2 separate regions of the Homo sapiens genome follow, and region 2 is linked to region 1. A link is an interaction called in ENCODE POLR2A ChIA-PET data of the cell type or tissue named here. Cell type or tissue: IMR-90. All regions are shown on one strand.

Region 1 (8,000 bases):
TTGTTCATATTGAGTTTATTTCCTTTTTAAAATGTGAAAGGGGGCAATTTAGCAGTAATTATCAAAATTGGAAGTGCATTTACCCTTTGAGCCAGCAACTCCACTTTTAAGAATTTCTCCAGCACTTTGGGAGGCCGAGGCGGGCGGATCAAGAGGTCAGGAGATCGAGACCATCCCGGCTAAAACGGTGAAACCCCGTCTCTACTAAAAATACAAAAAATTAGCCGGGCGTAGTGGCGGGCGCCTGTAGTCCCAGCTACTTGGGAGGCTGAGGCAGGAGAATGGCGTGAACCCGGGAGGCGGAGCTTGCAGTGAGCCGAGATCCCGCCACTGCACTCCAGCCTGGGTGACAGAGCGAGACTCCGTCTCAAAAAAAAAAAAAGAATTTCTGCAGACATTTCAACATACATAGAAAACACTATGTGGACATGGTTATTCATTGCAGCATTATTTGTAATAGCAAAAGACTAGACATGAAAAAGTGTCTACAAAAGGGGTCTGGTTAAACAAATATATGCATACGGTGGAGTACTAGGTAGCTGAAAGGAAATAAAGGTATGAGGAAGCTCTGTAAATACTGGTATAGAATGATCTTCAATATGTTTGAGGGCTTTTATTTGAGAAGGGGGTCTCAGTTTTGCCCAGGCTGATCATAAACTCCTGAGCTCAAGCAATTCTACCACCTCAGACTTTCAAGTAGCTGGGACTACAGGCGTGAGCCACCATGCCCAGCTGAATATGTATTGTTGAGTAAAAAAGCAAGGGATAGAACAGGCCATGAAGTTTCTTTTGGGAAAGGAGTGAAATGAGATTATATGTTCATGTTTGCCTGTATTTGCATAACAGAACACTGGAAAAGATACTTAAGAAATTAACTACAGTGGTTAGCTTGTAGGGGCAAGAGAAATGGGTGTGGTGGAGGAGGAATACCAGAAGTAAATATGGGGAAAATATGAAGACTTTATAAACTTTATAAATTTTGATGATGCATACATGGTTATTTATATTAATCCAGATACATTTATATATGTTTAAAATGTTTCATAAGCAAGGCATAGGGGTACGTGCTATAGTCCTAGCTACTTAGGAGGCTGTGATGGGAGGATTGTTTGAGCCCAGGAGTTCAAGGCTGCAGTACGCTATGATCATGCCACTGCACTCCAGCTTGGGTGACAGAGTGAGACCCTGCCTCAAAAAACGATTTCATAATTTTAAAAATACATGAGGAAAAATGGGGAAAAACAGCAGTGGCATGTAAAAAGAATCTTTAAAAACAATGCTTTACTATTCACAATAGCAAAGACATGGAATCATCCTAAAGGGCCATCAATGACAGATTGGATAAAGAAAATGTGCTACCTATACACCATGGAATACTATGCAGCCGTAAAAAAGAATGAGATAATGTCTTTTGCAGGAACATGGATGGAGCTGGAGGCCATTATCCTTAGCAAACTAACGCAGGAACAGAAGACCAAATTCTGCATGTTCTCATAAGTGGGAGCTAAATGATGAGAACACATGGACATATGGAAGGGAACAACACACACTGGGGCCTACTTGAGGGTGAAGGGTAGGAGGAGAGAGAAGATCAGAAAACATAACTATTGGGTACTAGGCTTAGTGCCTGGGTGATGGAATAATCTATATAACACCCCCAGTCCATGACACAAGCTTACCTATATAACAAACCTGCATGTGTACCCCTAAAATTAAAGTTAAAAAAAAAACCAGTGCTTTATCCCCAGCTAAGCACAGTGTTCAATAAGAATATGATGAAGATCTACAATTCAAATATTTGAAATTTTAATTTAATAGACCTAATTTGCAGAATATATTGATGTATTTTGTTTCTTTTTTGGGGGATATGGGGGTGTTTGATTAGAACTTTCTTATGATGGACTTTGTCTCATAGTATTGCGCACTAAACAATAATGGATGGAGAGGTTGATGGGTTAGTAAGGGGTTTAAGAAATATGGTAACTTTTATTTTGTGGTGCTGGTAGTCTGAGTATATTTTGTATTCTTATACACTTGACTCGGGTCCAGTTGATAACTGGCAGAGTTTTATAACACTGCACCGAGAAGAGCCCATGCAACATGTGTCATAACAGTTCGTTAAAGAATAGCATCAACAAAAAAATTAGTTCTTAGAATTTTTTATTTTCCAACTAATAGTTGTCACTTTCTCCATTTATCCAAAGCATACCAATCTTTCAAGGTCATCTGAAGTCCCACTGTACTACTAAGCCTTCTGGCTGACTTCAGACCCCATTCATGTGAGCTTTTTGTATCCAAAATGCCTCTACAGCCTCGGTGGCCCAATATGATCTGAATTTTATACCATCTGCTCTTCACTCACAAGGCTCTGGCTATACTCTCTTGTATTCTTTAAAAACCCAAACTCATTCCTCCTCTCAAGGATTTTGCATTCATTTTTCCTTTGGAGCTATATATTCTTCTCCTAGCTCTTTGCATGGTTAATTATTTCTTATCATTTAGGTCTTGGTTTGAATGTCACTTGCTCATAGAGGCTGTCTCTGACTTAAATGGGGACTTTCCATCACACTCTCACATTACCCAGTTTTATTTCCTTCAGAACCCTTATAACTATATGAGAATATCTTGTTTGATTTGCTTACTTGCTTACTCCCTGTCTCCCTCCTCTGCCTCTCCCACCTCATTGCACAGTGCTCCTTACTTGCAAATTAAAAGCACAGGCTCTGGAGAGAGATGCCTGGGTTTAGTAGCTGTGCTGCTCACTACATTTGTGACAGTGAACACATTGTTTATTCTGTATTTACCTCACTTTCCTCATTAATAGTCCTGTATCATAAAGGTAATATAAAGGCTAAGTGAGAAAATACTCGTCAAGTGCCTAGAATGGTGGTTGGCACTCAGTAGGCACTCAAATATTTTTTGAGTGAATGAATGATGCTCTGACTTTGTTTAATAGTTTTTCTTGCATCTGAGCCTCCCCAGCAAGATTATAAACTCTTAGGCCTTCCAAGACCTTGCAGAGCTCCAACTATAATTTAACAAGGTTGAAGGCACATAGGTGATTAGTGAATACTGCTTAAAATACTGAACTTACTGTAGATTTCTCAGAAACTTGTTTTGCATTCCTGAATCTCTCTGTGTTAGGGCAAAATCATCTAAGAAGGACATCATGTCACTTGCGAATTCCAGTTTCATCAGCCTACCCATCCCACGCAGTTAAGCTTCCTTGTTTGTGGTTAGGAATGCAACAAAAGGGCTTTGTTTGAATTACACCCACACACAAAACTTAGTTTGCTAAATTTTAAAATTAAACCATCTTCTGACTTACTGATATGCTCATGATGTGATGTACTTTAGGAAAATATTTCTTTAAGTTCTTAAAGATCAAAGTGATCCCAAAATGTAAAATTAGTATGCCATGCTCTTTAGGAATGCTTATTAAATGTTTCGCATCATTGAGAAAGTCAGCTGTTTAACTGAAAAAATAGCTGTTTAATTTTTTTTTTTTAACTCTCAAGCTACAGTGAATTGTATTTTCAAAATGAAAGACTATTTTAAAAATACTTTGCTTTTCAATAGGTAATACATGCGTATAGTATAAAATTTGAAAAGTTACAAAATGAAATACAGTGAAAATAAGTTTTCCTTCCCAGAGGCAGTCATTGTATCTAGTTTCTTAAGTGTCCTTCCAAAACTACTCTTTACGTTAATATACACACATGTGATTTTCCCCACATACTGTAGCAGACTGTACATGTAATTCTGCATCTTTCCAGTGTAACAATATATTTGGAGATATTTCCATATCAGTATGTATAGAGATACTTCATCCTTTTTAACAGCCATTATATGGATATACCACACTGAGTTAACTAGTCTGCTGCTAATGGGCATTTAGGTTGTCTTCCAATCTTTTGATGGGTATGTTATTTTAAAAATCATTTGCTAGATGTTGTCAAACTGGCCTTCATTCAGGTTGTACTGATATACACTGGTGGGCTATTTTTGGTCATCCTTTTCAATTCTTCGCTTATTTCATCACTTACCTCCTATCTGTACGGTATGGAAGAATCTTATAAAACAAAGATTTATCTCCGAAGCCCTCTCCCAACATATCTTCTGCATCTAAAAGAAAAGTTGTTTTTTGTTTTTTTTTCCTCGTGTTTTTGTTTTTTTCAGGGCCTTTTGATTTGCTTCCCCCTCCCCACCCCCACCGCCAAAATCATCCTGTCATCTTGTTCTTAATCTATTAGAACTGTGATGAAACCTGATACTCTGCCCAGGGCAAATAAATAGTTACCTCTCCAACCTCCTCCAAAGTAAAAGCTCCAAAGTTGAGTTTGCTGTCTTTGTATTGCAGGTATTGGACCTACTTTCTAAAGCACTTATTTTATCTGTACTGTAGGAATTATTTCATTTGCTCTTTCCTGCAGAATGTAAGCTCCTTAAAGGCAGAGACAATATCTTAGTCATTATTTCTTTAAAATATCTCTTTAAAATTTGTTTAATTTTTTATTTTCTTAAATGGACATTTAATTGTACATATTTATGGGGTACATAATGATGTTTCAGTACAAATAATGTATAGTGATGAGATAAGGATAATTAAATATTTTTAAATATCAGTTTCAACTCTTCTAGTCCTCATGTACCACATCCCTGGAGCCCGATCCCGTGTGTCACCTCCCTCACTTCTCCCTCTTCCAGGTTAGGTTCATCATGAAAACAGAGGACATTGGGTACGAGGTCCCCTCAACTTTTCGTGCTACCTACTTGCTTTCACATTTGCCAGCATCCACCTTTCTTCTATCTCAACAGCACTGGCTTTCCTCCTCCATAAGCTCATACCCTTCACCTGAGTGTTTGAATCCCATCCCTTCCTGAGTCTTTAAGGAGTCCTCCTCCTGTGTCCTGTGTCTTCAGATGGGCCTCTGCACGCTCTCTGCCTTATAGACACTTGCTTGAACTTCTCATTTAAAACAAAAACATTAGGAACAAAACCTTTTCACTCCCTGGATCCCTTCAGTCTTCTAGCTACCACCCTCTTCTCCCCTTTAGAAACAGGTTTTTGAAGGAATCATCTGCCCATACTGCCTGTCTTATCCCTTGTTCACCTTTAGCCCCATCCTAAAGCATGCCATTGCAAGGACTTGCTAGTTGCCAAATCCAGTGGCCATGCATCTACCCTCATCACACTAACCTCTTTACAGCATTGCAGTGGTTGACAGTTTCCTCCTCCTCCTCACTCTCCCCACTAGAAATCTGTGAGACTCCCATACTTAACTTGTTTTCCTCCTCCTTCTGTGGAAGCTCCTCTTGGGCTTTTTCCCAGGCTCCCTCTCCCCTAAATTTTGATCATTCTCAGAGACTCATCCTTAAATCATTTCCTTTGTCTCCCTGTTCATTCTCCTCAAGTCACTTATCTTCTCTCAAAGGCCCTGTGTTTTGTGACTTGTAAATTTCTATATGCAGCCCAGCCCTCAGTCCTCTAGTCCTTCTCCACTGAAAGTCCCACAGGCACTCATTCGCATGCCCCAGAATGAGCCATCAGCATCCTGCTTATTTCCTCTTCTCTCTCTCCACTCCCATCCCCTCCATCTAAAAAAAAAAAAAAAAAAAAAATTTAAGAGACTGTCTCTCTGGAAGCTGCAATGCAGTGGCACACAGTCATTGCTCGCTACAGCTTCAAACTCCTGGGTTCAAGTGATTCTCCTGCTTCAGCCTCTGAGTAGTGGGGACTACAGGTGGATGCCACCACACCCAGCTAATTAAAAAAAAAATTGAGCCCCCTGCCTCAGCCTCCCAAGTAACTCAGCTTATAGGCACAAGCAAACTAGAGGGCCTATCTGGAACCCCTGAAGTTATCAGTAAACGTTGTCTCACACCTCATCTCCTTGACAGGAAGACATCTTTTTTCCTGTGGAGCCTGTGGAATTTATCACTTTCTATTTCTCTTGGGTGGGAAAATCTTCTCGGCATCTAGCTAGGCATGGACAGATACTGTTGGGTGATGATGCCACTGAAGAGCCGTCCTTAGTGTCACGTGGTGCTGGTCTGAGGTCACGGTCCATTGGTGTCCATTGGCTTCTCAAGGCCAATACCCAGTCCCGGGGCTAATTTCTACTACTGAGAGTGATTCTGCCAACTCCCTTCACTAAGTAGTGGGAATGAGCAGTAGGAAGATGACAGTTTGTTCTTTCTCTTCTTTCTCCTAATGTATTTTGGGCCCACTGGGGTCTAAAATGATACATACATGAAACACCTCTAGGTATCTCATGCAAAAGAGACTTTATTTTTTCTTTGAGGCTGGGCTTTTGCTATGTGATTAAGCAGTGGCATTTGTTGAGTACCTGAAGTCATATATAACTGGGTTTAAACCCTTACTCCCAGACTTACTAGCTGTGTGATTTGGGCCAGCCCCTGAAGGGTTTAGAGCACTAGGAAGGATTTCTAATCATTGGATGGAACAAGGTGATAAACCAGGAATCTAAGTCAGTGAGGCAGCCTACCTTCAAGGAACCGGTTGAAGATGCAGCAGCCTAATTTCTGGGGACTTTGGTGTCCAAAATTAGAGAAGGACTAGCAGCAAGAATACTGAACTGCTAAGATGCTGAGCCATGAACCCTCAGGCTCCCTGCCTACCTGCACTGAGAAAAAGGTTGATTCGGCCGGGCACGGTGGCTCACGCCTGTAATTCCAGCACCTTGGGAGGCCAAAGTGGGCAGATCACAAGGTCAGGAGTTCAAGACCAGCCTGGCCAATATGGTGAAAGCCTGTCTCTACTAAAAATACAAAAAATTAGCCAGGCATGGTGGCACAGCCTGTAATCCCAGCTACTTGGGAGGCTGAGGCAGGAGAACTGCTTGAACCCAGGAGGTGGAAGTTGCAGTGAGCCAAGATTGTGCCATTGCACTCCAGCCTGGGCGATAGAGCAAGACTCCATCTCAAAAAAAAAGGTTGATTCAACTTTAGAAGGCCAAGGTGGGCGGATCACTTGAGGCCAGGAGTTTGAGACCAGCCTGGCTGACATGGTGAAACCCCGTCTCTACCAAAAAAAAAAGAAATGCAAGAAAAATAATAATTAGCCAGTCATGGTGGCGTGTGCCTGTAGTCCCAGCCTCCTACTCAGGATGCTGAGGTACAAGAATCACTTGAACCTGGGAGGCAGAGGTTGCAGTGAGCCAAGATTGCGCCACTGCACTCCAACCTGGGCAGCAGTGCTGAACTTCAAGGTTTAGTGGTTACATGGGACCTGTTATTGAAGATTAGAGAGGTATGGTGATATGGTTTGGCTGTGTCCCCAACAAAATCTCATCTTTAATTCCCACGTGTTGTGGGAGGGACCCGGTGGGAGGTAATTGAATGATGGAGGCAAGTCTTTCCCATGCTGTTCTCATGATAGTGAATAAGTCTCATGAGATCTAGGTTTTAAAAAGAGGAGTTCCCCTGCAAATGCTCTCTCTCTCTTTGCCTGCTTCCATCCATGTAAGATGTGACTTGCTGCTCCTTGCCTTCTGCCATGATTGTGAGGCCTCTCCCTAAGCCATGTGGAAGTGTGAGTCCATTAGACCTCTTTCTTTTGTAAATTGCCCAGTCTCAGGTATGTCTTTATCAGCAGCGTGAGAATGAACTAATACATGTGGGGACAAGGAGGCAAACAAATTGTCATATGTTGGTTCTGCTGTTGATGTCTTGATTTTGCATCTACTTCATCTCCTTAGCCCAAGCTGTGCACCTGCTCCCTTTTGTTCCTTTATAGTTTCCAGGTGGGTGAGGTCTGTTTCTTTTTGGCCTATGTTTACCCCCGTGATTTCAGGTCACAGCCACTGCTCTGATGGCTCCCTTCCTCACCACCATGGCCAGGGTCCGAAAGGCTGTGACCATGGTAAGTCTCAGGCCAGGCTCTGTCATAATTATTGACTCAATACCTCACTGGGGAGCTCGGGGCAATACCTCACTGGGGAGCTCGGGGCTGGGCGCCTCATCAGCACCAGCAGTTC
Region 2 (8,000 bases), 250 kb after region 1:
CCACCAGGATGACAGACGGGTCTGCCTCTCTTTTCCAGCCCCAGCCTTGTTCCACAGCATCCCTTCAGTCAGTCAGGTCCAGAGAAACCCACCTGTCACTCTGGTGCAAGGGAACTGGCTGTGGCTTGCAGTGCGTGTGTGCATGATACAGCATACGTGTGTGTGGAGCAGCCACGCAGCGCAGCACAAGGGAGGCAGCTCAGCTGTTGATGCCCAGAGGAGGGCCCTCTCCCAAGGTTCCTCATCAGCTCTTCAGCTCTCCACACAGCTCAGCATGGATTTCCTCAGACCATCCCAAACATAACCTTACATTTTGGTGAAAATTTGTCTACTACTTTTTGTATGACACAAATCGAGCAAACAGCACAGAAACCAAAATCTATTTATTTGGAAATATTCTGAAGCGATTCACTGGTATAATTTCATAGTGTTAAAGCGGGTTAGAACCCAGGCTCTGTTACTTACTTGCTCTAAGAACTTGGGCGAATTTCTTTGTGTCTCTGTGACTTTGTTTCCACATCTGCGAGGATGTACACTTTAATGCATTTTTTATGCACCTTAGACCAGTGCCTGGCATATAAATAATACCTTCTGAATGTTAGCTAGTTTTAGAGATGTAAAGCACTAAGCCACTATTTCCAGAGCGGTGGTCCTGGCACTATTTCAATACACCACCAACATTTTATATTCGTATCACTAATAGTTTTGGTGATTTGATACCACTTTTACCTCTCCTCATAAATCAAGGCATTTTGTGGTCTCTAGAGAAGTAGGGTTCATTTGAGCCCCAGAATACAGCTTCTGGCTTTGGATCTATGCTTTTCCAGCAATCTTTTGATCACTCACATGTTGTCCCCTCATTTGAGCCTAAAGAATTGGTTTCTCTCCCCTCTCATATTGGTGGTGTTCATAAGTTCTACCCACTAGCAGTTGAAATTGGGACAAAAACATCCCAGATGTCCCGTGACTCTTCCTAATTCCTTTTCCTGTTGTCCTCTTTCTTTCTTAAAATTATCCCCCTTTGCCATGGTACTGGTCCACTATTTAAAGGTCAGTGACTCATGTTGTGCCTCAACACTCTGCCAATCCCTGTACCGGATGCTGGGGAGGCAAAGTGAATACCACTTCAGGTTTTTGTTACTGGAGATTTCATAGAGTGTTAGAGCAGGAAGGGCTCACAAAGAAACAATCTCATCTAGCCCTTTTATTTTACAGAGAAAGAAGCCAAGACCCAGGAGAGTGAGTGACCTGCTTAAGACCCATAGGCTCAGAACTGGAGCCAAATCCCCTGACACTTGCCCACACTACAAACCCAAGGACAGTAGAACTAAGGCGTTCTAGATAGGTCATTTGTAGACAGATTCTTCAGTCGTTTCACACTGCCAAGTGGAGAAAACCCAAACTCCCCTTCTAGTCACCGATCTTGTGTTTAGGACCCTGGACACTGGTTTATTTATGGTGAAAAGAATCTCACTGTTGGAGCTGGGCTGCAGATGGAATGAATCAAGTTTAACTTAGGTCCTCAATGCAGTTGGATATTTTATGGTAAGCTACCCTTTGTAAGAAATGTGAGCGCTTGGGTGGGTGTGGTGGCTCATGCCTGTAATCCCAACACTTTGGGAGGCCGAGGCAGGCAGATCACTTGAGGCCAGGAGTTCAAGACCAGCCTGGCCAAAATGACAAGACCCCATCTCTACTAAAAATACAAAAATTAGTCAGGTGCGGTGACACGTGCCTGTAATCCCAGTCACTCAGAAGGCTGAGGCATGAGAATTGCTTGAACCCAGAGGTTGCAGTGAGCAGAGATTGCGCCACTGCACTCCAGCCTGGGTGACAGCAAGACTATGTTTCAAAAAAAAAAAAGAAGAAAAAAGAAAAAAAAAAAAAAGAAATGTAAGCCCTTTTAAAAGGCTTATTGAACACAGCTTGAGTTACTCTTGGTGCCTCTCGTGTGTGTATCTCTAGGACTAAAGAATAACTAATGCCTTGCGGACAACATAGAACGTGGTTGGAAAACTCTTTCTACCATCCCAAAGTGTTTACTATGACTATGTCAGCTTGGGGCATTTTTGGTTAGTTGGTATACTTTCTACAAACATGAAGTACTTCCCGTAGCCATTCCCATAGGTTTTTGTTGCAACTTCAATCCGCTTCTATTATTATTACTTCAAGTTTGAAATATATTTACTTATTCACTTAAAATAACAATAATAAACTTATTACATGTTAATGTAAATAACATTGTTTTATGAAAAATACATTTTTCAAGTCAAAAAATTAGCTGAGATGCATTGTTTCACATTTTGCAAATTTCTTTAATGTCTGACTTAATGGACAGCTGGGTCATCAGATCTGTATTTCATTCACTCTGATGCAGCGTATTCTTTTGGTTGAAGTACCTGAAGATCCAACCTCACATAGGTATGTGGTTGGAAAAGGAGGAACTTATATACCCCTAAAAGGTTCTTGGGGAGGACCCAAGGATTCTCTTACCAAATTTTGAGAACCACTTTCTTTAAAGTAACTCATCTACTCTCTGTATCTTTACCTTCAGTCTTCTCTAAGGAGGAGTTCTGAATTTCCTACAGATAACTTGGAGAAGGAAGTAAGCACTTTTGTTATTTTGAAGTTAGTGACTGTGTCCTGATAGTAGTGTATAAGGTAACACTATAAAGAAAAACAAGAAAAGAGTTTAAGGCAAATTCAGGATAGTGTTTACCTCCAGTACAGAGGGAGAGTGATGCCATCTCACAGGATACCATGGGGCTTCAAAGCTTTTGTTAATGTGTTGTTTTTTGGGCTGGGTGTTGGGTATGTGAGTGTTTGTTCTATTTTCTTTACATGGTAAGGACATGTTGTAAAAGATTATGAGGTATCTACTTATATACTTAAAGAAACCTCTGGTTTTTAGTACTTGAGGAAACAGTAAATACTGTATTTTGTATTCAACATTTTCTGCTTTTTTTTGGCTTGTATCTCTTGCATCTTTCTAGGACCAGTTTTTTAAAATACCCCTTTTGATACCTGGCTCACCCATCAGAATTATTTTTCACTTCCTATACTTGTGTTAACATAAGATCCAAGGCTTGTGATTCCCTAATTGCTGCATGAATACACAGAACTGGAGACTTGCAAGCTCAACTTTGGGACTAGAGTGATGAGATTTCTTGGTGTCTGAATGTTTGACTGTCAGACGACAATGGCTTTCAACCGTTCTAAGCCTTCTATGTCACATTGATCCTGGCCCTCAAAGACTCGTTGGTTGTTCTCCTTTCCACTAGATAATAGGCTGATTTTGTGGTATCTAAACAATCATAAAGTTGCACTTCTTGGAAAGGGTAACCCGCTATTTGACTTATGTTGGGAGCCATCCCACTCTGTAGTATCTTCTTGCTTGGCGTCAGCATTTTAGACTTTTGTTTTGATGACCCAATACCTCTAGTGAGGTTTTATTTGAAGTCTGATACCCACTCTGACATAGGCTCTGGCAGCCTTTAATCTTTTATCCCATTGCAAATGTTAGAATCCCGTAATTTAACAACTAGAGTTTATGTACCTTTCCTCAATGACCCTTCTCCACCCATCTATGTTACAGATGATGATACTGAAAACCAGAGAAGTGGTGGTCCCTGTCACTTATAGCCAACCTAGCTGAAATAGGATTGGAAGCCCTGATGGATGTTTAGCTATGGAATATAATGGTTAAAGTAGTTTTTATGTTTTTTTCCTTATTTGCCTTAAGGTAGATAAGCCCAGCTACACAATATAACATGGAATGAGGTAGAGAAAGAAGAGTATAGTGTTCTAAAGAAAGCATTTTTGGTGGGAGAGAAATTTAAACCATAGTAAAAAGCTCAAGAGAGAGAGAATATGGCAGTAAATAATATGTGACTTTGAATTTTTTAAAGTTTGATTTTAGAATGCTCTCCCCTTTGTTACACTTACAAAAATATTACTGCTTAAGTAGATGATATCTGAACATGGTTTCCAAGGGCCTGAGTAAACTATTTGTAATTACCTCATGGATTGTTAGGAAATCAACAAAACAGGTATTTTATGTTGCTGCCATGGTGGCTAGTGGTTGAACATTTGTTCCAAATTGCAAGTTGCAGAGAAGTGCATGTAAAGGAATGTGAGTGTAATTAAAATGCCTTCAGAAATGGGGGTCTAAGTAAATATTGTATTTATTAAGTGAAACAGCACAAGTGAAATTACCAACTAATGCCTAGCTCAGGGTAGGCTTTAGAATAATGAATATTAGTTTTCCTGAGAGTAAAAGTATTGCTAGTTTTTAAAGACTTATTTTTAAATATAAGCTCAGAAGTGGATAATGGAGTTTCATCAGTAAATCAATATTTTTTTTCATTAGTCTAATTTTAATACCAGGTAATGAGCATTTTTAGCCTTTCTAAAAAGGATGAAGGAGTGAGTCTGGGGATGTCCTCTTATCCCAAAAGGTTCGTCTTTTTTTTTTTTTTTTAGGATGATTAAGTTGATAAAATGGCTTACCAGTTCCTTGCACATACTAGGTAGAGATACAGAAAATATTTCTTCTCTAGCCCATACTACCGAAAGGTTATTTGTTTGTTTGTTTTTGGTAATACAAGCATATGTGTGTTTGCTCCTCAGTAGTCTATAAGAAGCTAAGGAGGAAGTGGTGGGAATATCTGATATGTTAGTCATGTGGTTTTAATCAGTCAGGACTGCTAACTGCATCCTTTCTTGTTTTTCTTTGCAACTTCTATGTAAGCTTTGGTTGATTTTTCTCTGCAACTAATTCTTACAGCTTTGCCAGAGAAAAGTAAGAAAGGAGACTTGATAATCCTTGCTCTTAGAAGAGTGTGAGAGAGAGTAAGAGTGATTGCTGTAGGCTGCCTAACCTTAATCTGTACTCTCTGGGTTAGACTTACTCTGCTTCTTTTCTGTGAGAAATATAAGAAATCCACTCCAGCAGCTGGTGGTGGAGGTCTCTTCTTGGATTCTTCCTTCTCTTGTTTCCTGCTGTTCCCACTTCCCGTAGCTCCCACGTTGCTTTCCTTGTGTGCTCTTACTTGGTGGAATAGGGCCTGTGCACCATGACAACCTACCTCTCCAGCGATTTCTCACCTTGGAAGTTGGTGACTTCTGTAGTGTGATGTGCTTGGGTGGGCCACGCATGTCCCTTGATGGCCAACACACACATCACTCTCTGGTTTATAAAAGGTTGACCAGAGGTAACTTTTCTAGACTCCCAGGCTCTACTAATGTAGTGGCCTGGGCTTTGGAGGAAGCCTGCTTGGCTTTGACTCCTGGCCCTACCACTTACTTGCTGCACAACCCTGAGCAGCTTAATCTCTTAGAGCTTCACTGACCTCCACCGTAAAATGGGAATAATAACGGTGCACACCTCAGAGGCGATTGTGAGAAGTAAATGAGACCTATGTAAAATACTCAGCATAATGCCTGCCATATATGTATAAAATAAGAGCTTTATACTTGTGAACTTTAGCAGAATAGTTTATTTCCTGAGAGCAAACACCCCTACAACGTTTGACCTCTTCACTACCGTGTCTCTCCCTCCCTGCAGTTGATTGTGACTAAGTGTTGGGAAGGGTTCATACTGAAGCATGTGGCTGGAGTATTGACATCCCTTTTCTCCATTTTCCAAGGGCCCTCTTAAACTTCACTTCCTCCATCAAACATACCATGGGCATTTCAGCCCATAGTGAATGCTCCCTCCCATGAATTCTCTATCACTGCACTGCTGCTCCATGGCTGTTGTTTTTGGTTGGGGAAGTCAGGTTGTATAGACTTTGTGAGAAATAAGTTGCTGCATTCATTCATCCTAAACATATGGCCCTGGCTACTTGTGATGTCATGGTACATACAGTTCAAAGTAAGATGAATAAGACAGGGTTCCTGTCCTCAAAAAATGTACATTCTTTTGGGGGCCTGACCAAGTGAGAAACTAAGTGTACTGCTAGATGCAAGATGTGACCAAGGACCCAAATAGAGTGGACCTTTATAAAATAAGAAGCAATGGTGTCTAATTCAAGGAACCAGGGAAGGCTTAGTGAAGAAAGTGGCATTTTGCCTGGAATTTTGAGGATGAGTAGGATTTGACAAGTGGAGTTGAAGGTGGAGGCATGCTCTGTGCAGAGGTCGGTATGCTTTGAAAAGAGTCAGTTGTCCAGTTTAGTGTATGGGCGGTGGTGGACTTAGAATCTGGCAAAACTGGTTTGAATGCTGGTTCTGCCATGAATTGAACTTTAGTTTCCTTCTCTGTAAAATGGAGCCAATAGTATCTACTTCACAAGTTATAAGGATTAAATGGGAAGGTTTTTAAAAGGGCAAACAAAGGGCCAGGCATGGTGGCTCACATCTGTAATCCCAGCACTTTGGGAGGTCAAGGCAGGCGGATCACCTGAGGTCAGGAGTTCAAGAACAGCCTGGCCAACATGATGAAACCCCGTCTCTACTAAAAAATACAAAAATTAGCCGAGCGTGCTGGTGGGCGCCTGTAATCCCAGCTAGTTGGGATGCTGAGGCTGGAGAATTGCTTAAACCAGGGAGAAAGAGGTTGCAGTGAGCCGAGAAACTCCATGTCAAAAAAAAAAAAAAGTGGGGGCAAACAAGCACCCAATAAACATTATTTTCCTGATGGCTGGAGTGGAAGGAGGGACATATTGAGAAGCTTGAAGGGTAGACCAAGCATCAAGCATGGTGACCTTTGAATGCCTTGTTTGTTTTTGCTAAACCATACTTAGTATTGTGGTCTTTTCATAAATGTTTGATAAAATTGTTTTTTGATTGATTGATCTAGGGAAATGGCAGACCCCTCTTTTTTTGTTCTGTGGATAAGAAAGTGGTAGAGCCTGTTGCCTTTTTTCCTTCTCTGGGTATTTTAACCTTCATCATATAGGTACTCCCAGCAACTTTAAACTGATACTTTGAAAAGATAGTGATCTACTTTTCCACCTTGATCCCAGAATATGAGGTGAAGTATGAGGTACATTTATTGGTGCTCTGTTCTCCATGGGGACTAAAGCTTCACAAGTTTGTCTGTCCAAACACATCAGGTTTTACAGTGATTGTTTCTTGGGTGTTCATGCATGTGACTTGTGGCTGTCACACTGTCTTCTGAATTATTAATATCCGGGCTAAAGGGTGGATAGGAAGTGGAACTGAGAAGGAATCGTGGGGAATTGCTGCCAAGCCTTGTTTCCTTATATCGGTGGCTGCAGCTGCCACATTGCGCTAAACCCACTCCCGGTAATAAGCAACCTAAGTGTGTACATTTGGTGCAGTTGTGGCAAAAGAGGCTTAACTCTGTGTAGCCATGATTACAGTGAGATACGTGGTCTGACCCTCTCTATGTGGGAAGGGATTTGAGGCTTGGATTTTTCTCAAATTCAAATGGGAAAGTAGTTCTTGTTTTTGCCAGTGTAATCATCACTTATTTCCCTTAGCTTGCCATTCATTTTATCTATGTGAGTAATAATTATTCAAATGGACCATTAGGCTTTGGGAGTGTTTAATGGCAGCCACCTGGATCAGTGCCTAAGATTTTTGCTAATTCTGGTTTGTCTTTCACCCTGAGTCTCATTTAACTTCAGTTTTTCCTTCCTACAGATCGTATGGATTACAGCAAGGATCTCTTGCCAAGCTATAATCTTTCAAGTTTTGATTTTAGCTTAATGCTTCCCTGTAATCATGCTATCAAGACTGTCAGAAACATATTCCCATTCACATATCCCATACTCTTAATCTATCAATCTAGGACCATTGATGTGGAATTGGACCCGATCTTGCTGAGAAGTCTGGGCTGCTGACCCAAACCTTTTGTGCTTTGTGGTAACAACATGAGTAAAAATGTAACCTGTGCTCTTGCACATATTTTATCATCTCTTTTTGAGAGCTGATGGGATTTATAACGGATTGTTGTATGCAGTTGCATTTTCCCTGTGTTCTACTTGGGCCCTACTTGATTATTCAGACATATCAACATGATGATAATGATA

The links. Peaks named below come from ENCODE experiments on the same cell type or tissue, not always from the same donor. Only the 100,000 strongest peaks of a DNase experiment are listed, where the experiment ranks them.
Region 2: POLR2A ChIA-PET joins it to region 1 with 11 read pairs; 3 of 35 experiments call an interaction of 5 or more read pairs at or near these places.

Annotation. Positions count from the first base shown.
Region 1 is chr4:76,720,942-76,728,941 of GRCh38, forward strand. The region is part of intron 3 of SHROOM3 (shroom family member 3); the gene reads left to right. The region is part of intron 2 of SHROOM3-AS1 (SHROOM3 antisense RNA 1); the gene reads right to left. Among named protein-coding and RNA genes, the nearest start is that of SHROOM3-AS1, 78 kb to the right of the region's middle. In IMR-90, a CTCF peak has its summit at 2,665; DNase peaks (open chromatin) are centred at 2,680 and 3,210; H3K27ac peaks cover 3,867 bases.
Region 2 is chr4:76,973,263-76,981,262 of GRCh38, forward strand. All of the region lies in intron 1 of SEPTIN11 (septin 11), which reads left to right. Among named protein-coding and RNA genes, the nearest start is that of SEPTIN11, 28 kb to the left of the region's middle. In IMR-90, no CTCF peak of the experiment used is centred here; a DNase peak (open chromatin) is centred at 4,679; H3K27ac peaks cover 598 bases.